Regions from separate parts of the Homo sapiens genome. Here region 1 is linked to region 2. A link is a loop called in an ENCODE intact Hi-C map of the cell type or tissue named here. Cell type or tissue: lower leg skin. All regions are shown on one strand. Each heading gives the region's core, and the rest is flanking DNA. Links, peaks and the distances in the headings are about the cores only. Region 1 overlaps WDFY2 (WD repeat and FYVE domain containing 2). Region 2 overlaps WDFY2 (WD repeat and FYVE domain containing 2).

Evidence for each region. Hi-C counts contacts between places; a loop is a spot of excess contacts. Peaks named below come from ENCODE experiments on the same cell type or tissue, not always from the same donor. Only the 100,000 strongest peaks of a DNase experiment are listed, where the experiment ranks them.
Region 1: a loop joins it to region 2, with 2.6 times the contacts of the local background. A loop is called at or near these places in 36 of 110 quality-filtered maps.

Annotation. Positions count from the first base shown.
Region 1 is chr13:51,735,980-51,751,812 of GRCh38, forward strand. It overlaps WDFY2 (WD repeat and FYVE domain containing 2), which reads left to right. Exons shown (of 12, transcript NM_052950.4): 7 at 3,070-3,196; 8 at 15,331-15,436. It overlaps LOC124903177 (a long non-coding RNA gene), which reads right to left and starts at 3,119. Exons shown (of 2, transcript XR_007063807.1): 1 at 3,034-3,119. In lower leg skin, for the core only: no CTCF peak of the experiment used is centred there; no DNase peak of the experiment used is centred there.
Region 2 is chr13:51,590,382-51,606,214 of GRCh38, forward strand. All of the region lies in intron 1 of WDFY2 (WD repeat and FYVE domain containing 2), which reads left to right. It also overlaps the pseudogene RN7SL413P and the pseudogene ATP5PBP1. Among named protein-coding and RNA genes, the nearest start is that of WDFY2, 14 kb to the left of the region's middle. In lower leg skin, for the core only: no CTCF peak of the experiment used is centred there; a DNase peak (open chromatin) is centred at 7,892.

The DNA.
Region 1 (15,833 bases), core at 4,398-12,397, 150 kb after region 2:
GACCCCTTCTGGCCTGATATAATGTGGCAAAGCTAGAGATTGGTCTTGTTTTTAAGACCTTAATTGATCTCATGATGGCTGGGATAGCATAGAATAAGCTGACTGGCCTTAAGGCTGACTCAACAAAGGACACTGTCACAGAGATTGTATAGATGAGGTCTCCTGTACTGTAATCATAGCTGACATTTGTTGAGTGGTGCTTCCCATGTGCTAGGCACTGTTGTGTGTGTTTATATATATTAACCCAATTAATCTCAACAATACTGTGGGTTAGGTACTATTATCATCCCTGTTTTACAGATGAGACTTCTGAGGCACAGAAACGTTAAGTAACTTGTCCAAGGTCCTATACCTAATAAAGATAGGGCTGGGATTTAAGACTAGATTCTGGTTCCAGAGCCTGTACACTTATAATACCATATCCAAACTTTCTCTTCTATCCCCATAAACCATCCTCATCCCATAGTCACCAACAAAGAAGGCAGAGAGCTGGCTCCTCATGGTGCAGTGTTTTTTGTTTTGTTTTGTTTGGAGACGGAGTCTCACTCTGTTGCCCAGGCTGGAGTGCAGTGGCGTGATCTCTGCTCACTGCAACCCCTGCCTCCTGGGTTCAAGCGATTCTTCTGCCTCAGCCTCCCAAGTAGCTGGAACTACAGGTGCGCGCCACCACGCCCAGCTAATTTTTGTATTTTTAGTAGAGATGGGGTTTCATCATATTGGCCAGGCTGGTCTCAAACTCCTGACCTCGTGATCAGCCCGCCTTGGCCTCCCAAAGTGCTGGGATTACAGGCGTGAGCTACCGCACCCGGCCCCATGGTGTAGTGTTCTTAGATGTGTAGGTATATATCGGTCAGGGAAGTCTAAAGGTATCTGTCACCTGGGTCATGGTAAGCCCTATTTCAATATTTCCATGTTGATTCTGACAGAATGAACAACCCTTCCAATTAAGTCTTTTTAACTGAGTCAAGTAAGCCTTTCTAATCATTCTTTTTACCAGTGCCCACCATTATTAAATCTGATAATGATGCCTTAAAGAACCTAAGCTACCCATTTCACGTGTTATATAGGGGAAATCAAACACTTGCCACCTTTCTCTTATCTAGCCCCCCAGTTGGAGTGGCTTAGTCAGTCAAGTGAGACCATCTCAGAGATTGTCCTTGAGATGGGTATGCCATGACCTAAAGATGTGAGTAGTCGAACAGATGCAGGCATCACATTAACAATAGTAGTCAGCCAGGCACATGCTTCCCATGCGCTAGGTACTGTTTTGTGTGCTTATATATATTAACCCATTTAATCTTAACTCATTTAATCTAATTAACCCATTTAATCTAATATTAACCCATTAATAGATGTCATATGCCTGTTTAATCTGCCAAGAACAAAGCCAAGGGCATTTCTTTCATATTCTTACTCCTTCATTCAATCATTTGCCCATTTGTCCAGGCTTATTGAGTGTTTGCTGTGGGTAAGCCAGGCAGAATTCTAGGTTTTGGTGATCCCGTGGTGAACAAGCCACAGTTCCCGCCCTCCTAGAGCTTCTATTCTACTGGGGCAGGAGACAATGAATTTAAAAAAAAAAAAAAAAAAAAAAAAAAAAAAAGAATAATCAGGAGAGTGATGAGTGTAGTCAAGGAAGATGTTTCTGAGGAGGTGACCTTTAAGCAAGAACTTGTGTGAAGTGGAGAAAATTATCTTTATGTTTGCATTCATCTGCTCCTTCATTCAGCAGACAATACATTTTAACAGACAACACAGTGAGCGGCCTGTCTGCATCCATCACTGTGTTTGGTTGCTGTTGTGGGGAATGTTGGTGGTCGGGGGTGAGGGCTGGGCTACATGCAGTGGCTAACCACATATGCACTTGGGGAAGCCATGTTTATTCTTACATGAGCAGGAGTGTATACCAGCAGCATGGGGTGCAGGTTTAGGAAGACGCTAGGAAGCATAATCCAGAATAGTAGAGTTTGGGGTTCCCCCTACTTTTTGATCTTAAAAAATGTCTTACTAAGAAGAGTCATATGACAAATAAGAAAGTATTCTCCTGAAACAAATGTATGAGAGAAACTTCCCTGAAAGCTCTTAAGTGTAGCACTTCATTAGAACAAACTGATAATCTCAATAAGAAAAATGTCAGATTCCAACAAATGAGAAGCTATTTTATGTTCTTTTCAGAATATAATATTTTTAATAATGTAAAAAATGAGTATTTCTGACATTCTTAAGTGTTTGCAGGCTTTGTGCACATCTTAAGTGGAAAAAATTCTTATTGTTCTCAGTATATAAGGGTTTGATTTACAAAGGGACTACCATAGAAAATCTATTATAATATTTTATAGCCATACCACTACAGTAATCCTAATAACCCACATCTATACTGCACAACAAGTTTAGAGTGGTAGAATGGTCCTATGTAATTGATCTAATTCTCACCACAACCGTATGAAGTAGGTAATGGCTGGGTTGATGTTTTCATTCTTAGTAATAGTCATAGTGGTCATGGTGTTACCATCATCTGCATTTTACAGTTGAGGAAACTGACATTTAAGAACATAAGAAGTTTGCCCGGAATCTGTAAATTAAAATTCCCAAAGAGCAAACATAATTTTAAATTCTGATATTGTGGCCTAATTAAATCTGATATTCAAGAATAAAAAATCTAATTGAGCATTTGTAAACCCATTTCCTTCTCATCTGTTATTGTCAGGGGTGGGAGGCAGGCAGCAGTTAAGAAAATGTGGTTAATATTTCCAAACAGTGCAATATTTTCCATTCTTCTTAGAATTATGTCTCCCTTTTGAAGGTCAATTTATTGTCTTTTTTATTTTCTTTTGGTCTTTACAGTAATTGATTTTATGGTACATGAAATGTTGGTGAAAAATGCTTAAAGGGTGGGAATTTCCTTGGAGCCAACTTTTTTCTCTTTGGGGACTTACTTGATTGTTCTTTCAATAAGAATTTATTGTATGCCAGGAACTGCACTAGGTTCTGTCTCCGCTGCATTCACATTTCTTTTGTGGGTAAGAGTCTTACCTTGTGACTGATGTCTGGTTGTGTCTGTCCTCTCAGGTGGGGTGACCGCTCTCTGTTGGGACCCAGTCCAGCGGGTGTTGTTCTCAGGCAGTTCAGATCACTCTGTCATCATGTGGGACATCGGTGGGAGAAAAGGAACAGCCATCGAGCTCCAAGGACACAAGTAAGGTTGCTGGTGCTTTCATAAAGACTCTGAGAAAAGATTCTCAGCTGACAGCTAGAACAAAGGAGTGCAGCCCAGTCTGTGGCAGGATCTTAGCATGGGAAGGAACATGGCGGGAACACAAATACTGGCCACTTTGATTTATAACTGTGTAAAACTGTGTTTATATACTTATACCCCATTTTATTCCACAGAGCATTTGAGAGTGCTTACAAAAACCATAAAATAAAGTAATGGCAGTGAATAAATAAAAGGTAAAAATTAGAACTGGGAAGAATATAACAGTAAAAATTTGAGAGTGAGGAAAAAAAAAAGCTTGAAAATACAAGCTGTGAAGGCTTACAAAATTTATATAATTGAGTTCAAATGTGGCTTCAAGCTCCTTGGCAGCATACGGAAAAGAGGAGAGGTAAGATCCTTCACAGTACATTTTGTACTTGACCAAATATTTATTGAGTACTTGCCTTGATTCATGTCAGGCTCTTTTTCCTTAAAGGATAGATTTTAGGGGGCTGAGAGGAAGTACAGAGAAAGCCTTGCATTTCCTTGGAGCAGTTCTCAAACTTTGCTGGGTACAGAGAATCTCTGAGATGTCCGGTCCCTGTCTGCTAAGATTCTGGTTGCCGTCCAGAGCGGTGTGGATCTGTGCTTTGACAAGCTTCCCAGGCAACTCCCCACTGGTGACCCTCAGCCCACACCCTGAGACGCCTTGCTGTCCCTGGGGCCAAAGCTTAATCTTTTTGCATAAAAGAATGTTAGATCTGCTTTACAACTCTAGTGCTCATCTGAATTGTTTTTTAGTTGTAAAGTTTTCAAAATGATATTGAGCAACCCTTGACAGCCATAAACAAATGTTTGTAATGCTTCTATGAACTAACCGGTTTTAAGCAACACTAGCTTTTCCTGTAAATCTGCTTGGAAACCCTAGTTTCAAAATATTCTCCTAAATAGTTAAATCTAGTTTGGAGTTGTTGGACATAAACTAATTAAATTTTGGATGGCAGGGCCTGTGTACAAATACTTGTTTTAGTTTTAGAATTTAGTGTTAGAGAAGTAGCTACTAAGCCCTTCTTTCTCATGTTGGAGAACAGAACAGCTGTCTGGGGTCACTCCTGGCTTGTGGGGCCACTCAGACCTTGTCATCAGTTCATTAGAGGAATCATTCCCTTACGTTTATCTTTATGACAAGGGAACACACATCCAGGTCCTGTAGAAGGAGTTCACATCATCCACGTAAGAGAAGAAAAAAGGAAGCCAGGGCCGGGTGCATTGGCTCACGCCTGTAATCCCAGCACTTTGGGAGGCCGAGGCGGGCGGATCACAAGGTCAAGAGTTTGAGACCAGCCTGGCCAACATGGTGAAACCCCGTTTCTACTAAGAATACAAAAAGTAGCCGAGCATAGTGGCGCGTGCCTGTAATCCCAGCTACTCGGGAGGCTGAGGCAGGACAATCACTTGAACCCAGGAGGTGGAGGTCGCGGTGAGCCGAGATCACACCATTGCACTCCAGCCTGGGCAACAGAGCAAGACTCCGTCTCAAAAAAAAAAAAAAAAGCCAAAGCACAGTTGTGTTTAATAACACTATTATCATCTAATCTGCCAGGAAATTCCTGCCAACTTGGACTCTCTCAGAGAAGTGAAATGCAGGTCTTGAATGAAGATGACTAATATTCACTGGACTCATTCATTTCACTCCTAACTAGTTTTATTTGTACGCAGTGGTTAATAAAGACTGCAAGCACTTTTGCACGATTTCATGCACCAGATGCTGAACTGCAGCAGTGCTTAACACCAGCATCACTGTGTGCAAAGGGCCCTTGACCTGAATGGAAAATGTGGTTCTGGGAAACTTACGCCTACAGTTTGTTACGAAAGGAAAAGCTATAAAGTTTAGATAAGTCTCTCAGTCCTAGAAAAATAAAACTTTAACAAATAGCTCTTCCAGTTTCTAAGTACAGACTTGTCCTTTTAGAAAATGGAATAGACCCTGCTTGGAGTCCATGCTGATAGAATCATGCCCTTAGAACTTGCACAGGTAAGCAGGCAGGCTGCTGAGATCAGGAGCCACCAGGCAGAAGTGGCTTTACACAGGATGAAGGGCAGAAGGCCTTTGCCTGGTGCTTTATTTAATTCAAGCTTAGTAATACATAAAGTGAGCTCTATGAGGGACTCCTTGTCATCAGGTTTTAACCCCGGGGAGGGGTTGCTCTGGTATCACAGAGCCAGCTCCTCCAAAATTTAATTTAAACTTCCTCAGCATCAGTCAGTGTCAGTCTGTTAGAGTGGGTCTGAATGCCAGGGTGGGGATAGAGAAGTCCCTGGAGCTGCCAGAAGTAGGGAGATGGCATGGAAAGAAGGTTTCGGGATCATCTGGCAGAAAAGGAGACCACTTTCAGGCAGGCAGGGAACAACTTGCGCAGCCGCCATTCCTTTACCCTGAAAGTCAGCTGCTGGCATTCAGTGATTCTCGTATTTGAGTACACCTAATATTTTGTGAAAGAGCTTTCAAAACACACAGACTCCGTTCAATCTTGCAATAACACTATAAAAGAGAGAGCTCAGATATCATTTTTAGAAGAGAATATTGAGGTATTCAATATTAATATTCAGTATTAAGACCCCAGCTGGTAGCTTAGGTCTCTGAACCTTAATTGAGTCCAGCAGGGAGCTGCTTAGCACCTTTCGTATACCCAGCCCTCAGTAAGGCACTGGGGATACTAAAATGAGCATTTATTGACTAACACATGGTCCCCGACATGCCTGGTGATGTGTGCTGATGCTTAGGCCTCAAGGCTGCCCTTTGCTTTCCTACAGTTCCTGGTTAAAGTGACTGATGGTGGCCATAGTTCCAAATTAGGGGCATAATTGGTGAGCCTGGAAACCGGGGAGAGCAGACTGGCCTCCCCAGGATAGGGAGACTGCCTTTCCTTGGTATGGAAATGTCCAGCCATTCTGTTGAGGGACAGCTGCACATGTCTTCTGTTCTGAGTTCCACAGCTTCTTACCATCCTTCAGCAACAGAAAATGTGACATTTTTATAACTAGCTTGATTTGGTGTGTAAAAATCCCATAAAGCAGAGAAAGCTTTAGCACCAAAGAAAGTGATTGATGACAGTGAAACTGTTTCCAAGTCCAAGGGAAAAAAAGCTAAGAAAGTATTCTTTTATACAATATTATCTGCATTGGAAGCATTCTGGTGTATTTATTCCCTGTAGCAAGTGGATCGTGATTGTATGCTGTGCTAGCTCTGTGGGAGGAAGGGCAAAAAAAAAAAGGTTCCAGATTCCGGGACCAGTTATATTTGCAAGCATCAGTTACTAGTTGGATGGTTATTACCGAAACATAAACCTGGACACTTATTGTCCCATGCCTACCTTGTCATAGCTAATAACGGTACTTGGTCTTTTTAGAACCCTTTTAAATTCTTACATAATACTGTCATTTCTTGACCAACTTCACGCCCGTAATTTTTCTTTCTAATAGTGTTTTCCTATCCTTCTAAGACTTGATGGTAATTTAATATAACCTGACTTAAAGCACCAGTAAAGATCTTTGCTATTCCTCATGTTGGAACCCTCCACCAAGAATGGATTCAGCAGCTTATGTGAGGCTAGGTCACAGCCATGACCCTTGGCACTTCCAGTCTGTGTATTTGCTTTCTCCTTCCAAAATCCAAGCTCTTGATTTCTCTCTTACTACTCTTACCACATATGAGAATTTTGTTGTAAGAGTCCTCAAAGCCTTTTGGTAAAGAAATAGGCCACTTGTAAATAAATATACATGGAGAGAATTTGTGCTTTTCCCCTTGTATCAAGTAAATTGCATTGAAAGTTATAAAAGGAGTAGAATTCTTGCATTCAGCTTCTGGGTTAGAGGACAGGTGGACAAGGATCAGTACAAATGACAGCTTTCTGCTCAAATCTGTGAGATTTAAGAGCATTTCCCACTGTGGTGCTAGGGAACTGTTAGGATAGAGGGGACGAGATGTGTCTTTTTTATTTCTAACTATTTAGCTAAACACATAATAGATCAAAATATCAGCTATGAGAGTTTTCATAGAAGGTAGAATCTTCTCAAAGACAGAAGGGCTGGAAAATGTGGTCATTAGTGTGCAGGCCTCTGAGTCAGGTCAAACTATATTTGAGCTGGCCCTTCTGCCAATGGCCTGCAGCCTCAGGCGAGGCACTGCACCTTTCTGATCTTCAGTTTTCTTATCTCTAAAATAAGGACAAAATTGGAAGGAAAAACCCTCACAAGGTTGTCAAAAAAATATAAATGATGTAATGCATATAAAATAATCAGCCCAGGAGTACAGGCCTGTTAAATGGCGGTTGTTAAGATTACTCTTGTTAATAAAAAATTCCAAGTCAAAAATCCTGCCTTGGGATCTGACTACTGTTTCTCTCTGTAGAATTTCCTATGGAAATATTAACATATATTCATAACTCAGTCAACACATGTTTACTGAACTCCAGCTACATACCAGACTTTGTGTTAGGTACTCAGGACACAAAAGTGAGTTAGGAAATAGCCCTGCCTTTGTGGAGACGTGCTAGAAGTATGAAAATAGGCAAAGGTGGCACCGTTCGCCAGTTTTACTGGAAAGTGGGAGGCCTCAGTGCGGGGGTCACTCTTGGTTTGGATGATGTTAGATGAAGAGATTCTCATAGTTCTCAGGATTAGGAGGTTACCCAGAACAGAGAATGGCATGAACTAAAATACAGTGGGTTTAGGAAATACAAGTGGACAGAGGGCGAGAGCCTAATCTGAACCTCCACCCTGCCACCAAACAGCAGAACATCGCTGGTGCTCAAACCAGTGCCCCCAGACGGGGGTCCCTGAGTTCAGGTTTAGCCTGGCAGTGGGCCAAGGATCCCTGAGGAAGCAGATCCCTTTTACGGTGCTTTGGCTTGGGATGACCCTACATATTATTGTCTGGGAGACCTCACTTGTGTGGATTGCTCACAGCCTTCTCTGGTCCTTGGAGCTTGGAAGATTTATGCATATAGGAGAGTGAGATCTCTGGTAGTAGAAGCATAATTAATTAGATGCCCACTAAATAACCTAAACTTTTCATCAAAGAAATGAACAATGCTATACATTTGAGTTCCCCTTACTCTTGAGGGATGAAGAAAGGCTTAAGTTGACCGTTGGGCAGATGTTAGCTTGTGTCTGAGATCTGTTTCTCTAAAAAGGATAAGGTCTTCTCTACCCTCTCCCTTAATCATCAGACACAGGACTGGCTTCATGGGCATGTGACATGTGCAGTCACACAAGGCCCCATTCTTAGAAGGGCCTCACACTTGGTTTAATGAGCTGCTGCCACCATCTTGTAATTCTTAATCAAGTTTTTTAAAGGGACTCTGTATTTTCATTTTGCACTAGTCCCTCCAATTATATGTTTGGACCTGACAGACATATGTTGCTGCTAGGACTGGTGAGAAAGGAAATGAGGCCATCCCACTAACTGTAGTATTTATAGATGGCAGATCCTGGTGGTTGTGAAAAGTGGGGGCTTTGTGCACTTGTAAGAGCATTTGCAGTGCAGTACATGGTAACACTCATCCATGAAATAATGACCAGTTTGAAATGCTTTCTAGTATAAACGCTACAGTGATGTCAGCTGAAACATGAATGTTAGAAGGTATCTGTTCATTCTTCGTAACCCCTAACGTGTAAACCTGGGATGTTCCCTCACCTAGCTTTTAACTGAAAGGTGGTTATATTTTGAATCCCTAAATCAAGAAGTCCCAGAGCAGCTTTATTATCAAACTTGGAATCCAGCATTCATCACTGTGTTTCACTCTTCTATGTTGGAATATTAACAGCACTGGAGTCCCATAAATTATGTATTTGTTGCTGAATGTTGCTGCCAGCTATGAGTGGCAAAGCAGTTCCTTATGTAGCTTATTTTGGTTTTACAAGATCATTGATGTGTATCAAGATGGCTCAACAAATGAAATGTAGTTCAAATCATAGAGTTACGAGTCTGTGCAACTAGATTGATTTTTCTTGCCCTTGAGTGTCACAGTGGTGGCACTCTATACTTTAAAAAGTGTGAAATAACAACCAGGAGAGATAGGGAAAACCCAATTGGCTTTTAAAAAAATGAATACATGTCAAAGATTTTATATTAGGCATTAATTAATAATTAATTAACTGGCAAAGTAAGTGGTTACTGCAGTCCAAAGGAAAATCCAAAGAGTAGACACATACATAGGCAATGGAGAATGTGAAAATGAATTTGTTAGCAGACGCACAGCTGGCTTCTCCCATGGGCAGGGTGGAGTGTGGGATTAGGTGTGTCTTAACTGGACAAGATTTGTTTGCAGTAATATCAGTATTCTTTAAGAGTTGTAAATAGATCAGTAAAAATACTAAAAGGTGTAGTCCCCTGTAGAATCAGATAGCCCAGAAAAGTGTGCTAGACAACACCTGAAGTTCCGCTGAAAAGATACCCAGTGATCACTTTTTGCCCATTTCAAATCTTTCTCAGTTTATCTGACTGTGCTTCCCCCCTCCTCCCCTGTGATCGTAATAATCTCAGTGATTATCCTTCATTTAAAAAAAAAAAAAAAAAAAAAAAAAAACCAGGCTGGTCTTATGAGGTTAGTCCTGATTATTTATATTGGTACAGTAAAGAGTGTTAATTAACCATATAGGCCACTCGGATTTGTTTTGCATATCCAGAGCCACACAGTATTCAACAATTTTGTGTTAAGCCCACAAAATTCACTTCTACCTGGAAGTTTTTATAAAGAATCTTGCACTGGACTTTTCTTTTTCTTTTTCTTTTTCTTTTTTTTTTTTTTTTTTTTTGAGACAGAGTCTCGCTGTGTCCCCCAGGCTGGAGTGCAATGGTGTGATCTTGGCTCACTGCAATCTCCACCTCCAGGTTCAAGCTATTCTCCTGCCTCAGCCTCCCAAGTAGCTGGGATTACATGGGATTACATGTGCCACCATGCCCAGCTAATTTTTGTATTTTTAGTAGAGACAGGGTTTCTCCACATTAGCCAGGCTGGTCTTGAACTCCCAAAGTGCTGAGATTACAGGCGTGAGCCACTGCTGAACTGGACTTTTCAAAGCCTCTAAAATTTGCCATACCAAGGCTAGAAAACCAAGCCCAAGAAACTCTACTATATTTCACCTACAGTATTTGCAACAACAGTTGAATTCCTCAAAGTTTCCACCATTTGCTAGGTTCTTGGCCTGGTACCTTCCTTACCAGCTGTAAGGCCAGGACCCTGTAAATCAGGTACCAGGCCAGTTTTCCTGGGAAGGCTTTGTAAGTTGGCTGTATGAGTTCTTAAAGTGGCTAGTCATATCTGATTCAATGAGCATCATTCTCACACATGACACTCCAGGTTATAAAGTTGATTTGCCCAGTTATATCTTGCGGATAGATTCTCACTGAATCGATGCAAATAACTATGTTTCCATGAAAATTAAGGAATCTCTGTAATAGTTTTCTTAAATTCTGGGCAATGAGTGAGAATTGGGTATCATTTCTTAAATGTTTTGATTTAACTTATAATAACAGAGTTTACGAAATTGTGGGTTAGAGATAGCTTTAAAATAGAGAAAAGGCATCCTCATATATCCAGAAAATAGAACATTAAAACAACATCAACAGTATTCCAGACAAATAACCACAATAAAATTTCCCTCTTCTGTTCATTCAGTTCTATGAATGAACTGTAATTAATTCTTGTTCTGATGGTTCTTGGTTTAGCAGTTCACATTCAAGAAGCCATCTGCATCCAGACTAAAAAGGGTCCAGAAATCCAAGGAAATCCTGACTCAATCCGCTGGCACAGCTTAAAAATTATCTAAGCAATGTCAGCTCAGCGGCCTGTGCCAAAGAGTCTGTTCTTTGAAATATCAATATTTTAAAATACTTAGTACAAATAGTTCTTTTCCATGAAACTCTGAGGCTGTCCTTTATTGAAGTCACAAATGCTATAGCAGAGCCTTCAGGCAAGGATCAGAATAATACAGAAATTATCTACAGATTATAGAGATTTTGTAACGTAAGGGTTAATTTGTAATTGTGACCAATGATATCAGAATGAGGGAAAGTAAAATTCCCCATTGGGATATGCTATATAACTCTTTCCTAAGAATTGTGATCAGTATTTCCCCAAGGGTAAAAACATATTATAGACAATAACGACATCAGGAAATCTCCACAGTCTTCCAATAAAACATGTAATTTCTGAAATACTAATAAAATGTTTTACCTACTGACTTAACATAGAGCAGGCTGAGGATCTCTTCCGATCTGACAGTTATTCCCATTTACTCTTAACATAGTAACACATGAAACAAATGCAATTATTTATAGCATTTCTTTTTAAAAAATTGTTTGCTTTTTCAGACAAGGTCTTGCTCTGTCACCCAGGCTAGAGTGCAGTGGTATGATCACAGCTCACTGCAGCCTCAGCCTTTCAGGCTCAAGTGATCCTCTGATCTCAGCCTCCCTAGTAGCTGGGACTACAGGCATGTACCACCACATCTGACTGAGTTTTTAATTTTTGTAGAGACAGGGTCTCACCATGCTGCCCAGGCTGGTCTCAAACTTCTTGGCTCAAGCAGTCCTTCTGCCTCAGCCTCCCAAAGTGCTGGAATTACAGGCATGAGCCACTGCGCCTCACCACATTTCTCTTTTTGTAAGATGAGGGAACAAGTCTTTATGATTTTCTAGGACCTCTCTGGGAAATCTTAGGCATAAAACACATCCTAAAAATTTTATTTTTTCAAAACAGAGGTTCAGTTTGGAAAGGCAAAACCAGAGTTGTATACAGTAAGACCTTCTTCTTCAAAGGGTTCCCTTGTCCTTTGTTCCCTGCTTTCAAGGCCAGACTCTCTTACTCTCTGTGTTCCCTTGCCCTGGGAAACAACCTTCCTCTCAGTCTTTATCTATAGAGCCCACATTCCACATCTGCTACTCACTCTGTAAATCACCCCTCCCATCACAACGCCCCCTCCCCCGACTGCCAAAACTGTTTTTCCACCGGTGTAACCACATCCCTGCACTTCTCAAGTTAGCCAACCGTGTTCGGCTTAGATTGTGCTGTCCAACTCTAGCCAGTGGGGACTGGACACAGCAGTAGGAGCCAACGCGTTAGTGATAAAGCTGCTGCTTTCCTTTGTTGGATGTGCTCTTGTGATCAGACTAATGAGCAGCACCCTTCTGCAGAAGTAAACTTTGCCTTGCTGAGAAATCAACTATTGGAGTGTTCATTTCATTTGTGACTTCGAGCTTTATTTCTAACAAGAGTTGTCAAGGGAATTTTAAGTAGGGTAAGACAGGAGCACAGGTGTTTAAGAAGCAATGTCTGGTTATATAATCAAAGCGGTAAAACATTTAAAAATAAACATAGATGATAACACAATTTTAAATAATTTAAAATTCTTTTCACACGTGAGTACTCCTTGTTCTCTCTCTCTCTTTTTTTTTTCTTAAGAGCATTAATCAAGTCAACATAAAGCACTGAAAATAATTCTGGTGAGACACAGAATGTCTGCTAGCTAGGCAGATTCCACAGAAGGTAAAGAACATCCTTTCACATTGTAGGCATTAATCAGTAAAGTAAGGAAGCAAGCCATCAAAACTGAGGGAACTTAGCCAAAATTGTAATGCATCTTATACCTTTTTTTCAGACTAAAGTATTATAAGCCAAAGCAAGTAAAACTGACTTTCCAAGTTTTGTCCTTCATTTTTCTCTTTCATATTCCAGAACAAATAGACACTTTAGTATTGCCCTTTTCATCTTCATTCTCTCGAAAGTATACAATGGAGTTTTCCAGAAGCTACATGATAAGTGATATTATGATTATGATAAATGCAGAAAGATGATTATCCATCTCTTCTATTAAGCCAGACATTAGAAAGGCTCGCAAAAATATTAAACAATGTCATTTTTCTCATCAAAATTTTTTGTTTTGGAAAATATCTTTTTTTACAGAATATGTGACTTATGTTAAAATGAAATGGATTCATCATTGCTATTTTCAAATGAATTAATATTTTAAAAATTTCTCAGTTTTAATTCCAAATTAAGTATATATCGATCATTATCACTTACTAAACCAAAGCTCTTTGGTGTCGTCAAATAAGTTGTAAGAGTATAAAGGGATTGTGAGACCAAAAAGTTCAAGAACCACTGCTTTGATACAAAGCTACCCTGTTTTGATTTGAAAAACAAAAACCACTGTATTTCTTTTTCATTAATGCTCCTGGCATAATCTCAACCACCCATTTAAATTATAATAATTAACCAGAGAAACTAATTTATATTTCATAGAGAAAATTAGGAGGAGGGAGGATATGGACAATTGGAAATCGTCCCATATAATCATTTTAGCAGACTAGCAAAACTCATGAACACACATTACTGAAATTTCCATAGTGACATAAGGCACTTTTACATTCCCTTAAAGTGGCAAAAAATGAACTCCTGTATTGACACAACTCAAAGGTATAGCCTCACTATAGCATAGAAAAATAAGAAGCAAACATATATAAACTTAATATTATACTTTATAATCAAAGTCACAGTATTCTAACTTACTTAGAAATTATCTAGGTATCCAATGATTATTGATTAGCTCAGGTTAACATTAGTCCATTTTGTTACCTAAAGACCTTGGAAATTATCTTTAAGTTGATACGCTACAAAACATAATTGCTATTCATATAAAAAGTTTGTCAGAATAGTTATTCAATTCAGCTGAACACAAATTTATATTTTTAATAATCTTAAACATTATGTATGAGTTCACTTGACCAGCTATCCTGAATAAATTTAGGAGAAGTAAAAATAAAATGCACACTTGTATTCTGTTCAACACTAATAAATCAGAGAAAGATGTAACATTTTAAAACCTATGTTACTAGTCTCATTTGCCAAATGAAACTTAATTTTATGAACTTGGATTCTTAAAATATTACTGAATTGGCTAGCAGTTTCTATTAAAAGAATTTTTATGTTTAAGTCTAGCAGGTTCAAAATATTAGAGGTTTGATGTTCTGTGATTTTAGGAGGATTCAACTTATAAAAGCACTTGTTTATCAAACAATCAGAACAAGTTCTTTTAATTTAAAAGGTATCGTAATCCAATTTATTGACACCCTCTGGAAATAGGAAAGCATTCCACACACAGCAAGAGGTGAAGGCTTTTCTGGATTATAAACACATAGACACACACAGCTTAATAGCTTTAGTTTTTCAACTTCAGCCACAGATCAAGAATAAATAGAAACACAAAAAAATCACCAGTCCAGATATCAAAGAGCTGTTCTCCTTCCCAGTAGAAACAAAATTCTTCATTGATTTGAGCTCAAAATAGACGAACATACAAAAAAAAAAAAAAGACCAAGAAACTATGTACCCTATTCTCTCACCCAATAGAGAATAGATCTCTGTAATCCATTGCTAGCAATCACTCAGACCATAAAACTAGATTCTCCATCATTTTTGCCGCCAAGAGGGAATAACTTGTCAGCCATGCACAAACTAGAAAGAAAAATAAAACAGAATCAGGAGAGAGAGAGTAAAAACTAGAGAAATGGAGAGCCTGTGAAATTCAAGTCTGTTACTGCTATGGATTCACTCTGGGAGCCAAGTAAAGGCATGCCTGGTCCCAAGCCACTTGTGAGGTGCACACCTCAGGCAACACAGTTTACCTGGCTGTGTCAGGTAAATCCAGTGGGCATCTCAATGGATGACCTCCAAAACTCTTCAAGGATAATTTTTTAAAAGGAAAAATCATGACTCTTGAACAAATGTGAAATGAACATACGCTACACATTTTGATCACTTAAGGAAGGAGGGAACCAGTAAGAAGTTACAGCCCATTCAACAATCAGCTTTTTTCCTTAAAAAAGGAAAAAAGTTGTAACTGACAGATTACCTCTTCCTGGGGCCTGAACATGCCAGGAGCATTCAGACTTATTTTAAATCCTGGATACTCTTCTGACCTTTAACATGCTGAAAATTCCAACAGGTTTCTAAGATCTACACTGGGGGCTCGGAGTGAGTGAGCACATTGGCTGACTTTGCCAAGGTTTCTGCTGCGAGGCCTTGCATTTGTTCTCCTAAACTGTCAATAACCCTTGGTTTCTTTCACAGCGACAGAGTCCAGGCCCTCTCCTATGCACAGCACACGCGACAATTGATCTCCTGTGGCGGTGATGGTGGGATTGTCGTCTGGAACATGGACGTGGAGAGGCAGGAGGTAGGTGGCACAGCAGGGTGGGGTGGGCCCTGTGGTTCTGGCCCTGCCTCCCTTCCTGCTTATTTCTTATTTCTTTTATGATTAAACCATGAAATAAGGCATGTAACGTTAAAGAATTGTAGCATAAAAGGAGTTGTTTGGGTTGTTTTTTTTTTCCCTCACAAGTTGGCATGTAACATTACTGTGATGGAGAGTTCATAAGAATTTTGACTGAGACTAAGCTGTTTAAATCTGTTACACCATTCACAGCAAAAGTACAGGTGAGGAAAAGAAACCATCTATTTCCTGGTGATTAGTCCTTTGGTATAAAATGCACTACAAAAACGGAGGACTCACGTGATTTATGTCATGGAAGAAAATAGTGGCTAAGATGAAGCAAGAATCCTTAGTTTGGTAT
Region 2 (15,833 bases), core at 3,854-11,853:
AATGTGAGTTTTTACTTGCACAGCATCTTTCTCTGGCTGTCTGTTTTCACTTTGCATTTGGCTTTGAGAAAGCATGGAGAATCATCTTGATGTCATTAGAAATAACAGTGTGGGGAAAATTAAAACACTTTGTGGCATTTAGAAATCAATAAGTAGATTGTGATTTAAGACTACTGCAGGTGGTGATTTGTTGATATCTGTAACACTAAACTAAATTGTGTACAGTATATACTTAGAAGAGACTGACCACCATACCAAGCTTTTCTTCTCAACTATTGGCAGAATAGAAAGAATTTAAAAAGAGATCACACTCCTTTATTTTTATATGAGTAGGTCTCCCAAGGAGAGTGTTACAATTAACCTAGAAATTCCCTAACAGAGAAAAAAAAAACAAAAAAAACTCCCCTTGTGCAACTTCAGCAAGCAGTCTTCTCTTTAAAAAAATTTTTTGTATTTCGGGGCAGGGAGCCTCTTCATCCAAATATTTTATTTAGTCCTTAGTAAAAATTAATTCAGAAGTATGAGAAACTAACCAGTAAGACCAAAAAAGAAAAGGTCATCTCCTTGTCTCTTGGCAGGGAGTGCTACTTTATGGTCTCCTGTGCCTTTAATTTAAGGATTCTTGGAAAAGAACTGGGAGTCTGATCTCAGCTCTACTCTGCATTGACCTTGGCATTTCCTGGGGCATTTCATCACTCTAAGCTTCAGTTTGTCCATCTGGCAAAGGAGGGGGTTAGATTTCCTAGCTATGACTCTTGTACTGTGATGTGCTTCTGTAGTGACTAGATAAGTAGTCTCTGCAACCATATCATCCTAAAATCTCAAGTGGAGGAAAGCACGCATTAGGGAAAAAGCAGCATGCTTGTGTGAAACTGTCAGCACCTCATGTTGCAACTGTAAAACGATGCTTTCTAGAGCCTTTGGATGGCAGCGGTTATTTATTCCTGGATGAAATATTAAGAAGTATTTGTTTTGTGTTAGTGCCTAACACCCAGTTGAACTAGATTCACTACATTCCTACTTCTAGATGAGTCCTTTACTTTCAAACTCTGGGTGGTTTGCCAGCAACCAAGTCAGGGCCTGGGTTATCTAGATTAATGCTTTGGAAACTTTTTAGACCATAAATCATAGTAAAAAATATAGTTAGCATTGCTACGCAAGACTGACATACTCTCTCACACATAGACACACATATGACAGAAACAAAGGTTTTATGAAATGGTATCCTCTTAATGTGACATGCACACTATTTTCTGTTCTGTTGCAGCCCTTATAAGATCCTAGTTGTGACCGTTTCAATTAATTTCATGACCCACTAAAGGATTGTGAACAAGAGTTTGAAATATTACAGAGCTTTAGAAGAACTGGTAATGTTTTGTACCTTCTTTTTCTCCCGTTATGTAGTTTCAGTTTTCTAGAAGATGGAAATGTAATTCAACTTGGGGACCTAAACCCTGCCAGCCTACCCCACCCCTGGCCTGGCCTGCTTTTCTGAAATTCCCATTGACATTATAGAATTGACCCAGTCTGACTGGAAGCCTTCAAGTTAGGAGATAACTGTTCTAAAGCCTTTCAGCCCAGAGCCAGAGAGGGTTCAGAAAAAAAGTAGGAATGTTGGGGGGAGGGGGGAGGGATAGCATTAGGAGATATACCTAATGTTAAATGAAGAGTTAATGGGTGTAGCACACCAACATGGCACATGTATACATATGTAACAAACCTGCATGTTGGGCACATGTACCCTAAAACTTAAAGTGTAATAAAAAGAAAAAAAAAAAGAAAAAAATTAGGAATGTACCAAATTGAGCATTTGCTATTGTTTGAGTGGCTGCATTTTAACTTCCTGTCCTATGTTAATTTATTACTGAGTTAGGACTCAGAAATGATGCATCACATCTAAATTATGAATGTTGCCAGGTGGGGTGGCTCACGCCTGTAATCCCAGCACTTTGGGGGGTTGAGGCGGGTGGATCACCTGAGGTCAGGAGTTTGAGACCAGCCTGGCCAACATGTTGAAACCCTGTCTCTACTAAAAATACAAAAATTAGCTGGGTGTGTTGGTGGGCACCTGTAATCCCAGCTACCCGGGAGACTAAGGCAGGAGAATCGCTTGAACCCAGGAGGCGGAAGTTGCAGTGAGCCGAGATTGTACCACTGCACTCCAGCCTGGGCAACAGAGCGAGACTCCATCTCAAAAAAAAAAAAGACAAAAATAAATAAAATAAAATTAAAATAAATAAGTAATGAATGTCAGTTGTTGACCTCTCTGTGTGACTATGCTTTTCTTTTAGCTGGGCAGATTTACTTATAACACAGAGCTATTTAGAGATTTTATGTATTTTCCATTGGTTATTAAATTATTATCTCTTTTCCGATTTCTAAGGATCAACTTAAATTTTAAATAATCATCATAATAATCGCTCTGGAGTATGTTTACATTTTAAATAAAGATAATATAGGCCAGGCGTGGTGATTCACACCTATAATCTCAGCACTTTGGGAGGCTGAGGTGGGAGGACTAGCTTGAGGCCAGGAGTTCAAGACCAGCTGAGCAAGATAGCAAGATCCTGTCTCTACAGCGAATAAATAAATAAAAGATAATAACCACAATAAAGAATTACTGCTCATAGATCCCTTAGCACAGTGACTGTTAGTATTTCATATATTTCCTTCTAGTAGTTTCTCTAATGCAGTTTTCAAAAATATGATTGTAATCATACACTTTTATGTTCTTGCCCTCACTTAAACTTTTGCCAGCACCTACCTAGATTTTAACCATCATTTTAAGTGGCCTTATATTTTTGCTTTCCTTCTGTATTCACTCATATTTATTTAATGATTATACTGTATATACTTGGCCTCTGATCTCCCATCATGAACAAGGCATATCCTACTCTCAGGGTACTGGTGATCTAGTCAGTACATCATAATTTATCTTCTCCCTATTGTTTATTTACATTATTTTCAGTTTTATAAATGTTATGATGAACATTTATAAATTGTTATACATATAGGTGTCCCCTTCTATCCCCCACCCTGAGTTTTTTGATTATTTCTTTAGGAAAGATTGTAAGAAGATTGCCATATTATTTTCCAAAAGGTTTATGCCACTTTAAAATGCTTATAGTTATGTATGCATATGAGAATGTTAGTTTTGCCATACCTGACCAGCCATGGATATTATTATTTTAAAATTCTTTTTCATAATTTGCTTGATAAATGGTGGTACTTTATTGATGTTTAATTTGTATGTTTTTGGCTGACTGGTGAATATTTTTCTGTTCGTTTATTTCTAGTTATTTTTCCTTTTGTGAATTGTCTGTTTCTGTCCTTTGTCCATTTCTCCATTGAAGTCTCTTGGTTCTTCTTAACAATTTCTTTTACATATATTCTATAGATATATTAAGAATATTAACCCCAGGCCTGTTATATATCCAGATATATCTTACATTTTGTTGTTTGCCTTTTCATTTTTTGTATAGAAAACATTTACTTTTAAGTTTAGCTGTCAAAATTTATTTTAAAAATTTTAAAATGAGAGACAGGGTCTCACCACGTTGTTCTGGCTGCAGTGCAGTGGCCATTCAGAGGCACATTCCCACTACTGATCAGCAAGGGAGTTTTGACATGCTCTGTTTCCGACTTGGGCCAGTTTACCCCTTCTTAGGCAACCTGGTGGTCCCCAGCTCACATGAGGTCACTATATTGGTGTCTAACTTAGTGTGGACACCTAATTAGCATAGCACACTATAGCCCAGAACTTCTGGGCTCAAGTGAACCTCCTGCCTCAGGTTACTGAATAACTGGGACTACAGGTGTGTGCCACCACACACCTTTTTTTAATAATTGAAATTTCTTCCATCACTCCTAATTTTTGAAAGTAACGCTTTTCCTAGGGAGCCACTGATACTCATTTTTCTTTCATCTTAGTTATATAATTTGATGAAAAAATAACTTTTTGATTGGTTTGAAGTGTATTTCATTAGGTGGCATAATTTGGGAAGTATAAATGGATTTTCCTAAAACTTGCTGTTAATTATTTCTACATTACTTATTGAGTGGTCCTTATATTTTCTTTTGTATTTATTTGTGAAACGACTTTTATCACAAATTTCAGTTCTCATAATCAGCAGGGCCTGCTGTGGCCTCTGTTGTGTCTTAGGGAATCTCTTTGCCTCTTTTAGCACCAGTTCTACACTTTTAATTATTGTAGCTAATGAGTTTTTCTTGATTGCTTGCCACTATGTGTCTGCAATGATAGCCCTAATCTCTCTGTCCAGGTCATCTGGCTAATGGGAAAGGAATCAGATATTGGCTCTTTCCAAAGCCTTAGGATTTTACAGTCTCAGTTTCCGTGTCTGCAAATTGGGAGTAATGACTCGTCCTAGTGTTGTTGGGAGGTTTACATGAGATGATCTTCCTGCAGCACCTGCAGCACCTGCAGCACTTGGAGCATAGTTGGTGCTCAGTGAAAGTTTGTTTTATTTTTTGTTTATAACACCAGCACACCTCTAAGCAGGTAAGCTTTTTCTGTTGCCATGGTTCCATTAAGACTATTTTAAGACTCACTTTGGATGTACAGAGTTTGGTCTGTTGAACTTTTTTTTGTTTTTGTAGAGTTCTGAGCCCCTTTTTTCTTCTCTATTATAGAAGGGCGAGGTTAACTCTGTCATCTTTATACCACCACTTTCCAAATTTGCCCTGTGACAGCCAGTGGTAAGGAGAGGTGTGTAGTGGGTGGGTGCTGTGTTCTCCTTTGCAGGCTTCTATCTCTCTCTTCATTTGCTATCTTGCCCTGAAATGGTATGTCCCTTGTCCCCACTGGTCTCCTGGACAGCAGGGGCTGTGTCTTCCATGGCTTCCATAAGGAATACACTTAGGGAAGGATAAAAGTTTAACTAAATTGTTCTTAACCGGAAGCTTAGGCATTATAAACTGGCAACTAGCAGACTGAAGTCCACCGTTGGACAGATTTTGAGTGGTCCACACACAGTGTTTTTAGAAGTTTTGAATTTGTCGGCAAGGTTTAAACATATGGACTTCACATAAACACCCAGATTGCCAGCTTCTCTTGACACATGGGAAGACGGAGCTGTGCCAAGCCATGAAATTATCGCCTGCAGACCCCTTGCTCCTGCTCTGCCTGTTGGGGCTAAGGTCCTCTGAGCTGGCCATGAGAGGTGAAGATATGCTGCCATGGCTGCCTGCTGGTGGGAAAGCAGCACACGAGACCCAGAAAGCCTTCCTCTAAAATCTGAAATGCTTCCCCTTTTTTGGACTAAGTAGTTAGAGCTTTGATATTTAGAAGAAGAAAAAGAAAAAAGAAATCAAAAGATAGCCAGAAAGCTCATGTTTCTAAAAACTTAGATGTGGGCCAAGGGAGGAAGCATATAGGTAAAAAATCAAGACACCTTTTATAACAGATGCTGATGTACCCAGTAAATATATAAATAAAGGTGGGTATTGGTAAATTAAGGACGGCATTTACCCTTCCTGATTCCCTCTCTGGAGGCATTTTTTTGGGGGCCAGGGACTGGAGTCAGAGAAGCCTGGATTTGACTCTTTGCTCTGCCACTTCATATTTAAATACATTTAAATTCTAGTTTTAGAAAAGCTTAGATTACATTGTTGCTTTTTATTTTGTGCATCTGGATTAATATTCCTGGAGTCAGTTTACATGCCTTGCTGTTAGAATCTCAGTAACCTGTTTTAGTGTTCGTTGGGGGAGAAGGAGTGTTGGAATGGCTAATTCATTTCATTATATTTCGATTTGGGGGATATTTTTGAATTTATATTTGAATAATTAATTCTCTTTACATGTCAGAGCTTAGATTGTTAAACAGTTTTGAAAGATGAGTAATTTTTATCTAGAAAATAAAATTAAATTAAGGAGGTTAATCTGCATGCATAGTTAGCTGAATTGGCATGCTGTTTGAATGGATTAAATTGGTTTGGAGTTTGGTTGCAGTGTGACTTTTCTGACTTATTTTTCTTATTGAGCTTCCATTTGGGAAATTTCTGTCACATCAGATATGCAAAATATAAATCTTTGAGTTCGATGTGGATAGGATAGGGCAAAGTTTGAGAAAGTAAAGTTCACCGAATCCTAAAAGGTTCTGTCAACCTTAAATAATGAGATTCAGAAAATATGATTTAAATACAGTTTGAGTGCAAAGCTTGAGGATGATCACCTGGAAACACTGACTCCAAGTGAATGGGCTCAGTGTTCCAAAGTGAAGTTAAGGTTTCACTTACATGGGTAGAGACAGAGAAGTTCCAGCAAGATTGCATTGTTCATATAAGACCAGAACATACACCACAACGATTTGATTGGTTACAGATTGCTACATTCCAGGGAAGATTCCTTACTCCATGAGAAGGGACAAGGATCTGAGGGGGTCTTATCTCTGGTGCTGCTTGGCCTTTTAATTATTTACAGGAAAAAAGGCAGAAGTTGCAGCTGTACACCACGTGACTTGGGCTGTGTAGCCATATTCCTCTCAAGGCTCAGAATAAGTTAAAATTCCAATAGCTTTAAGTTGGAATTATTTTAAGTTTGAACAATTTAATTTCACAGTTCAGTGTAGTATACGGAGAAGAAGCGGTCCAGAAAAGTTCTCTTGAGGCTCTGGGGGCATGTGTGGGCTTGTCTACAGGTAGATTATATTTCTCCAGTGTGTGGTCCTCCTCCCACCTCACTTTAATTTTTTGTTTTCTTTTTAAAAATGTTCTACTTTACTCTTTAATAATTTCTCATTATTGAATTAGTGGAAGTATAGATCATTGTCAGAATTGAACCCAGAAGAACTGTATACTATATACCAAGTTGTTGCTTTATTGATAAGTGAACAAACGGTTGAGTTCTTGAGATTACTGTGTTGAGATTTCCAGTGCTCATAGGCACTTTTCTAAGGGTCTTTGGCTATAATTGAAGTTCTTATATTTTGGTCATAAGAACTTCATTGATGTCCTTACCATTATATAATTACTGGGAAACTACATTCTTAAGCCTGAAGGACTGAACTTGAACTTGAAAACTTTTGAAGCAATGAACTGTTTTCACATTGCACAAGTAAGTTTGTCCTTTGAGGGATGCTGCTATAGTCACTATTTTCAGGACCCGACATTGCTTATTTCTGCTTTTTCAAAACTTTTGCTTAAAAAGTTTATCTGTCTGTTGCTTTTGTTGCCTAGTAGTTCATGCTTATGTATGTGGAAAAGTGAGGTTAATGATGGCAAAAAATCCTGGATGGATTTGCAGAGAGAATGGGATCAAAATGGCAGAAACATTTAGTTACTTGAAATGGAGTTTAGCTAGGAGATTGCAACAATTTGAAATAAAATAATCATAGTACAAAAGAAGTAAGGTTTTAAAAATGTTACTTATTTGGTAGTTTGTTTCCCTTGAAGAAATTCTGAATATTTGAATGAAAAACAGCAGGTAGAAATAGATACTAGCATTTACATTTACAAAATAATCAACCTTGGTGGTTTTTAGTTGATGGTACATGTATATGCAAAATTCAGAAGGCTATGATGAGTGAAGTCTCCCTCCCACTCATGGGTTTTAAGATTTTGTGAAAGGAAAACTGATAGGATTTCCACAAGGTCTAATATATATGCCCTGATATGGATCTCAGTGGGCATTTCTGCTTCAGCTGTGTTAAACTTTTCCCTTATAAAACTGCTTTGGCAGGGGCAGGTGTGGTGGCTCACGCCTGTAATCCCAGCACTTTGGGAGGCTGAGGTGGGCAGATCACCTGAGTTCAGGAGTTCGAGACCAGCCCGGCCAACATGGTGAAACCCTGTCTCTACTAAAAATACAAAAATTAGCTGGGTGTAGTGGCGGGCACCTGTAATCCCAGCTACTCGGGGGCTGGGGCAGGAGAGTTGCTTGAACCCAGGAGGTGGAGGTTGCAGTGAGCCGAGATTGCGCCACTGCACTCAAGCCTGGACAACAGAGCGAGACTCTGTCTCAAAAAAAGATAAAAATACAAATAAATAAAACTGCTTTGGGAGGTCAGGGTCACAGGGATGCTAAGATTGCTGCCTTGTTACTTTTCTGCTTACGCCACAGTGGACCCCTCTCTGAAAAACACAGCCCTCCTAGGTGCAGGGGGCATGCAACAAGGATCTTTCACACAGGGCAGCCAAGTCTTACCCCTCTACCTTCTCTTCCTGAATATGGAGAAAAGTTCTTGGCCTGATCCCTAAGGAATTCCTCATTTCTTTATCCTAAAATCACTGTAATAGGACTATGTGTACTCGGAAATGGGTTTATCTTGTATTCTCTATCCAAAGAAATATATATGGTTATGCCGGAGAATTTTGCTACTATATCAATGGTAGGGTTACTTGTCTATGTAAATAAAAATATTCTCCTCTATTGGAGAATTTGCTGATGAACTCAATGAACAAAAAATTGTCCAATTAGAAGAGGTGAAGCAGGCTTTCCCCAGACAAATTCAGCACGAGATTGATTTGGAGAAGTCACAGCAGGCACTGGTCCACAAGTGCCATTTACTTTTTTTTTTTTTTTTTTTTTTGAGACAGAGTCTCGCTCTGTCACCAGGCTAGAGTACAGTGGTATAATCTCGTCTCACTGCAACCTCCGCCTTCCAGGTTCAAGCGATTCTCCTGCCTCAGCCTCCTGAGTAGCTAGCACTGCAGGCATGCGCTACCATGCCCAGCTAATTTTTGTATTTTTAGTAGAGGTGGGGTTTCACCACGTTGGCCAGGATGGTCTTGATCTCTTGACCTCATGATCTGCCCACCTCTGCCTCCCAAAATGCTGGGATTATAGGCATGAGCCACTGCTCCCGGCCTTAGAAGTGCCATTTACTTTTTTGACACCCAGAGGGATAACATTGCTTTGGCCTTGGAGGCTACTTACTGAGAATAGCTGCATAAAGTATAGAAGGCTATAAAGAATTGCCTGGACTATCATATCTCTGTGCAGACTATTATGGGAGAAGCACAAGGTGCAGAGAATCTCTGCACAGCAAGAAAAGGAGACATTTGTGAAGCGCATGGCACAGTAAAGCTGCTCACAAAGAAGGCTCAAGCACAGCCAGCTCTATTAATGTATCTATCCCAGTTGAGACAGCTGGAAACAGTTGACTGACTAAATGGAAACTAATCTATGTAACAACATGTTTTTGTATTGCTGTCTGCTGAAGTTACTGTATATGTTTCCTAAAAATGAAAAGTTTGAGTTTCATGTAGTGAGAGAACTAAGTCCATTGGCCAGTCAGATGTTTCTCACCCTTCTTACTCTGGACTTTGAGTTGTTCCAGGATCACTTTTGAATAAGGAGCTTACTTTTGTTAAAACTTGCTGCCTTACTAAAGATTATAAGTTATAGTTTAAATTTGTAATTAATTCTGCCATCTTGCAATAAAGTGACAATTGAAACAAGGTTTTCCAAGTTGCATAATTTTATGAAGTACTATTCAACTTTTGTCATGTGGGTGAAAGTTAAAGATGCCATTGAACTACAAAACAAACAAACAAACAAAAAAAAAAACAAAACAAAAAAACCAAAAAACCAAAACTGCTCTGGGGCTTGCAGTGCTTGCATGTGGCCACTGTGACACAAAAACCTTCTTCCTTCCTCCTTCTCCCCTACTTCTCCCTCCCTCATCTCCAGATAGCTGCATTCCCTTAGCACACTCTTCATGTATTTATTAAAGCACTGCCTCACATTGAAATTATTTCTCTTCTGCCCTGTGGTCCTTATCATTGTATCTCTCAAGACCTCTAGATCAGGGCTGAGAACACAGTAAGTAAAATTGAAACAATATAGGTTTGTGTTGTGTATTAGGTCACACTGAGGGAGAGAGTTACTTTGAAAATCAGTTGTGTCCTAATGATATATAATGATGGAGTCCCTTAGGTTTCTTTGATACAGAAACCAGCTCTGGCATTTCCTGGTAGGAGACTCAAGTATCTTGCAGAATCCAAGGGATGCATTTGGGTCTTGGGAATAGAACTGAAGACTGGAGCACATGGACAACCAGGAAGTCTCTTCTCCCTACTGCTCATCGGTTTCTGTGTATCTGCCTCATTCTTTCTTGCTCACACTGGCTTCCTCTGTTTCTTTCTTAGTCCACATGGCATAACATGGCTGCCGGCTGCTCCTGAATTTTACATTACAGTCTAGATAAGCAGGGAGAGATTGATCTCAGACTCCCAGAATTGCGGAATTCCTTGGGAAGGAACCTAGTGGTCTGGCTAGGGTCAGCTGTTCACTCTGGAATTATGGCCAGAAGTAGAGTCATGTTGCAGGGATATGGCAATCCCCACTGCAGTCTGTGGATGGGGAGAGGAGGGAAGGGAGGAGGGGCATGTCTCAGAAAGAGAAGAAAGATAAGCAATCCAGTAGGTGCCCACTACTGGACCCTATGGGCATGAGATGAGCCCATGCCCTTTTCGTTGGTCATTGCTTTAGTAGTAGCGGAATAATGAACACTCACAGACTCTTGTGTTTCTCCTGACCTTCATTGCTATTTTCCGTGAAGTCTGCTCATATAGCAGGTGACATGTTCAGATGGCCATTTTCTCATTGCTTTATTTGCTGATTTGACATGTGGACTCTTTTCCTGTAGTGAATATAAGATGAAGAATGGGTAGGTATTTCAATATGAATGTTCTGAGCAAAAGCCATTGTTATGGGACAAATTTTAGCACTGGTGAGTAGACCCCATATGATAACCATATTTTCTAAACTCCAAGTAAAAACACATGGCTCAACAAAATATTTTTTCTTCTGATGGATGAAATTATTAAATTGCATTTTGTGATATATTTAATCAACTGAAATCCAAAAAATAACATGAAACTAGACTGCCAAGCATATATGGGCACAGCATATATCCTATCTCAGGGAGGAAGTGGAAAAGCCTCAAGTATATTAATAGTAATTAATACTAGGTTACTCTTTCTGAATATGTACCATCGGCCAGACACTGGGTTAATCTGTTTATGTGCCTTTTCTTATTTAATTCTAAAAATGATTGTATGAAGTTAGTAGTTTACTTTTTTTTTTTTTTAGACATAGTTTTGCTTTTGTCGCCCAGGCTGGAGTGCAATGGCGCAATCTTGGCTCACTGCAACCTCTGCCTCCGGGGTTCAAGCGATTGTCCTGCCTCAGCCTCCCGAGTTGCTAGGATTACAGGCACCTGCCACCATGCCCGGCTAATTTTTGTATTTTTAGTACAGACGGGGGTTTTACCACGTAGGCCAGGCTGGTCTCCAATACCTGACCTCAGGTGATCCACCCGCCTTGGCCTCCCAACTAGTTTACTGTCATTTTAAAGATGTAGAAACTGATGCAGCTAGGAAGAGGCAGAGTGGGGAAGGGCACCCTGATTCATCGGACTCCACGCCCCTTCTACTCCACCTCACGATACAATGCCACCTCTCCATGAGGCGCTCTGGAAGAAGATGCAGAGGCATGAGTGTGGAGCCTCCATGGAAATCACAACAGGCTGAACTTGTTTTTCAGAGGAAAAGCTAGCAAGTCAGCTAGCCAATCAACAAATGACAATACAAATTAAATAGAAGAGGGCAGATACCCCTAAGACATTCCTTTTAAACCCTTGCAACTCCCTTCTTTACTTGCTGTGAGTATTGGCATTACACAATTGTAGATATGACTTTGAGTTATATTAGGAAAAGCTATGCATTTATTGTTGGAACAGGGTCTTTGAGGAAGTACTTAAGAACTGGGTGGGGCTTTTATCAGTGTGGCCTAACCAACTGTAATTAATGTGTTGCATAGCAACATTTCTATCAACAACAGACTGCATGAATGACAGTGGTCCCATAGATTATAATGGAGCTGAAAAATTCCTATTGCCTAGTGACATTGTAGCCATCTTAACATTGTAGTGCAACTTTTTCCGTGTTTAAATCCATTCAGATACATAAATACTTTCCATTGTGTTACAGTTGCCTATAGCATTCAGTACAGTAACATGTTGTACAGGTTTGTAGCCTAAAAGCAATAGGCCATACTCTATAGCCTAGATATGTAGTAGGCTATGTACCATATGGGTTTGTATAGATACACTCTATGATGTTTGCACATTGATGGAATAGCAACTGTACTAGTTTATTTTTCTCACATAACAAAACATGTGGAAATAGGTGCTCTTAATCTTTTTCTTCTCCATTATCCCTAATATGTGGCTTTCATCCTTGTGGTTGCCCCATGGTTGAAGATGACTCTTTGACCTTCAGCTTCACATCTGCTTATAAATATGTCACAAGACTACCTAGCTGCAAGGAAGGATGAGGGCATTTGTTCATTAGTTGTTTTTGAGCAATTGTAGTTTTTTAGCTGAGCACATTGATAATTGAACACATTTGGATATTGGAGAGATAAATGACTAGTATGACCTCCCATGAGGCCTTTGGTTAGGGGAAATCCTTTGTACTCATCTGACCAGTGTTCATGCTTTAAGCTTAGGAGTAGCTTTTTCTCCAAATGGGTTCCATTTGCATTTTGTATCCTGTAAAAGTGTTTGTAACTCTTCCCCCTACTCCCAGCTCTGCCCCTTCGCTTGTATTGCAGGATTGCCTTTGCTGCTTGGAACATGTTTCCAGATTGGACTGAATGCTGTGATCTAAATCCTTATACCTGGGGACTTGTGGTTTCTTGAGTTCAAGCATATAGGCCTGGGACTTTTATGACTGATACAAAGTGCTTTGACCATGGACCACCATAAAGTTCATCAATTAATACGGCAAATGGAAATGCCAGAAAGATTGCCAATTTTTGACTGCCTTTAAGAACCACCAGGAATCATTCCTTTGCTCTTCTTGTTTAGACACCACATATTGAACTGCTGGAGGAATTCGTAAGAGCCCAACCACTGCATGTTTCCTACTAACGTTTTTCTTCCAGAACATCTGTAGTAGAAGTTCCCTTGTGGGGCATTGGGTTCCCTTGTGGGGCATTGTGAGGTAGTAATGCCTGGTAGGGCCTGGAGCAGCAGGAGCCTCAGGGTTGTGTGCTTCCAGCTGTTAGAAGCCCTGGTTAGTTCCTTGGGGTGCTGTAAAAGGGTGAGAGGCACCTCTTTGGGGATACTCATGACTTCTCATGTTCTGTATACATCAACCTGGCCATACTTTCTCTGTGACATTTTCAGCAAAATATTGAAGGATGTTTTCTTTACATTCTAATGTAAGAAATTTGCCCGCAATTTAAATCATAGACTTTTTCTTGGGCTGTTGTCAAGCATTGTCTTGTAGCAAAAGCAGCATGGAAGAAGGAGTTGTAAGACCTGAGTTAAAACCATGCTTTTCCAGTGTATACTTAATTTTTCTGAGGGCCACTTTCCTAGTTTACAAATGGGAAGAATAATGCTTCCTTCTTCATAGGATTTTGGTAAGAATTAAGCAAAATAATGGATATGAAAAAAATCTTTGTAAAGCTTTATTATTAGGGGTTGCTGACTCATATGGCCTTAGGCACAAGGCAGGTAACATAAATGAGTAAAGTGGCATGCTTTACCTGGGTATCAGAAATATTATACAAGAGGGAGCAGTGGGGATTGTGGCAACTGGAGTGTTTGCCTAGTGAAAGAGGGCAGCAGCTTCTTGGCATTAGCTGATGTTTGCCATGTAGGAATGCGGACCCAGTGTCTCCAGATCACTGGATTTTTCCAGAAGTGCTAGAAATCAATTTTTGTGTGAAATATTTACATGTTTAAAGTTAATGCAAAAACATTTTTTTTAAACTCTACAGGACCAAGCATAGTATTAATGCACGCTGGAGCCAGTCTTTTGTGCTGTAAAGGATAATTTCTTTAGAAAATAATACATGCCAATTTGTAATATTTATCGACAAGGTTTCCAACTAGAAAAGACATTTCTATCTCAGTGACCTCCCTCATCTTGCCGCCTCAGAAATCTCTGCTTCAGATTAGCCTCTGAATGAGTTGAGAGAAACATCTATGATTCTGCTTCTGCCAAACAGAAACTCAGAGAAGAGGCCATTTTCATGGGAATCAGACTATGTCTTGATTTTTTAGTCAAGAAACAGGAATGTCCCCAAAAACCTAAGGAAAGGGCAGTTTATTATGAGCCTACAGAGTAACTCCTGGAAGCCAAGTTCAGAAGGTCACTAGACATTATGAATGTCAAGGTTTGGGACAGAGAGACTTGAGGACTATGTAGGACAATGCTGTCCCGTATGGTAGCCACTTGCTACATGTGGCTATTTGAGTTTAAATTTAAATTAATTAAAATTAAATAAAAAATCCTTCAGTGGCACTAGCCGCATTTTAGGTGCTCAGAAACCACATGTGGCTAATGGCTACCATACTGAACAGTGCAGATTGTAGAACATTTTCATCATCACAGGAAGTTCCATTGGACATTGTGGATAGAGTGTCAGGGGACATAAAGTGGGAGGTCTAGTTAAAGGTTAAACTAAATGATGGTGGTGCCTGAACTGAAGGATTGTCAGGAGGGCACATTGAGAAGGATTTCAGAGTTACTGAGAGGTAGCATAGTTCAGGGATTAAGAGCAAGGATTGGGTCAGATGGTTCCTGCTTTACCTTTACTTAGCTGTATGCTCTCAGACAAGGTACTTAAGGCTCAGTTTCCTAGATGATAAGTGGGGATTATTGAAGCCTTGGGGATGGATGCAATATTGCAGGAAAATAGGTAGAATGAAAAGAGAGGAGGGTGAGACAGCAATCAAAGAGAATGCCGCGGAAGCTGGCACTGAGGAATGGCCATCAGGGAAGGCCTTGGAAAGAGATGGGTGCTCACTGTGTTTCAAAAGATGAGTGGATTCTGGATCTCTAAGTTGATCATTGTCCACATATGGACAGCACATTGGATCAGGAGCGGGCAATGGAGTCAGACCTGGGTTCAGTGTCACCACTTTCTAGCTGTAACTAGATATGCAGCAGTTAGCACGCAACACCCCATTACCTGGACCATTGTTTTCTTAGGTACAAAATGAGGATAGAAATAGAATTTATCTCAAAGTTTGTGAGGATTAAGGGATATAATTCATATGAAGTTGTAGTAAGGGGCCTGATAAGTGGTAAATACTCAATAGATGTTAGTGTTTGTTATTAGAATCCATCCTTGAAAGGTGAAAGTTCAATAGAGTATCATGGTAGACATGGGTTGTATAAATATGAAGAATTTTCACCAAATATATATTATGAAAATACCCTGTCAGAAATTTAGAATGTGAAAGAAATAATTTTGGTAGAAATGGAAAGTTTCACATTACATAATTATTACCCGTGAAACTTATTACCCAGAGCTTTGTAGAGAAATAAGTTTAAGTAAAGTTTAGAATTTTGAATTCATTGATGATATATCCACACTGCGTGATGAAGGAGAATGCAAAGGGTATTTGGTGCATCTGAGAGAGCATATTAAGATTCAAGAGCCATTGTAAATGTTCTCCTTGGGGACGAATGGTCACATGCCTTATAGGAAATGGGAAGAGGACTTTGCCAGCATTTTATTATGATGAGTTGCTTCCAGGACAATTCGTCTTTCATTGTCACTGTATGAGATTTTCCTTCTCTTTCATTCTAACATCAATCGCAGTTAGTCTCTACTCACTTTAAATAAAAAAGCACAATGCAGAGATGGCAAAAGGCAGTGTTGGATGGTGAAGAAAGCCAGTAACATCTACTTGGACTATATCCCAGCTCCTCCACTGACTAGCTGTGGGACTTCTCTCAGAGAAATTAAGTCATTTTAGAAATGTGTCATGGTGTTGTGAGGATTAAAGGACAAGTTATATGTAAAGCTCCTAGCACATGATAGGATTTTTAGATATTACAGAAATGCT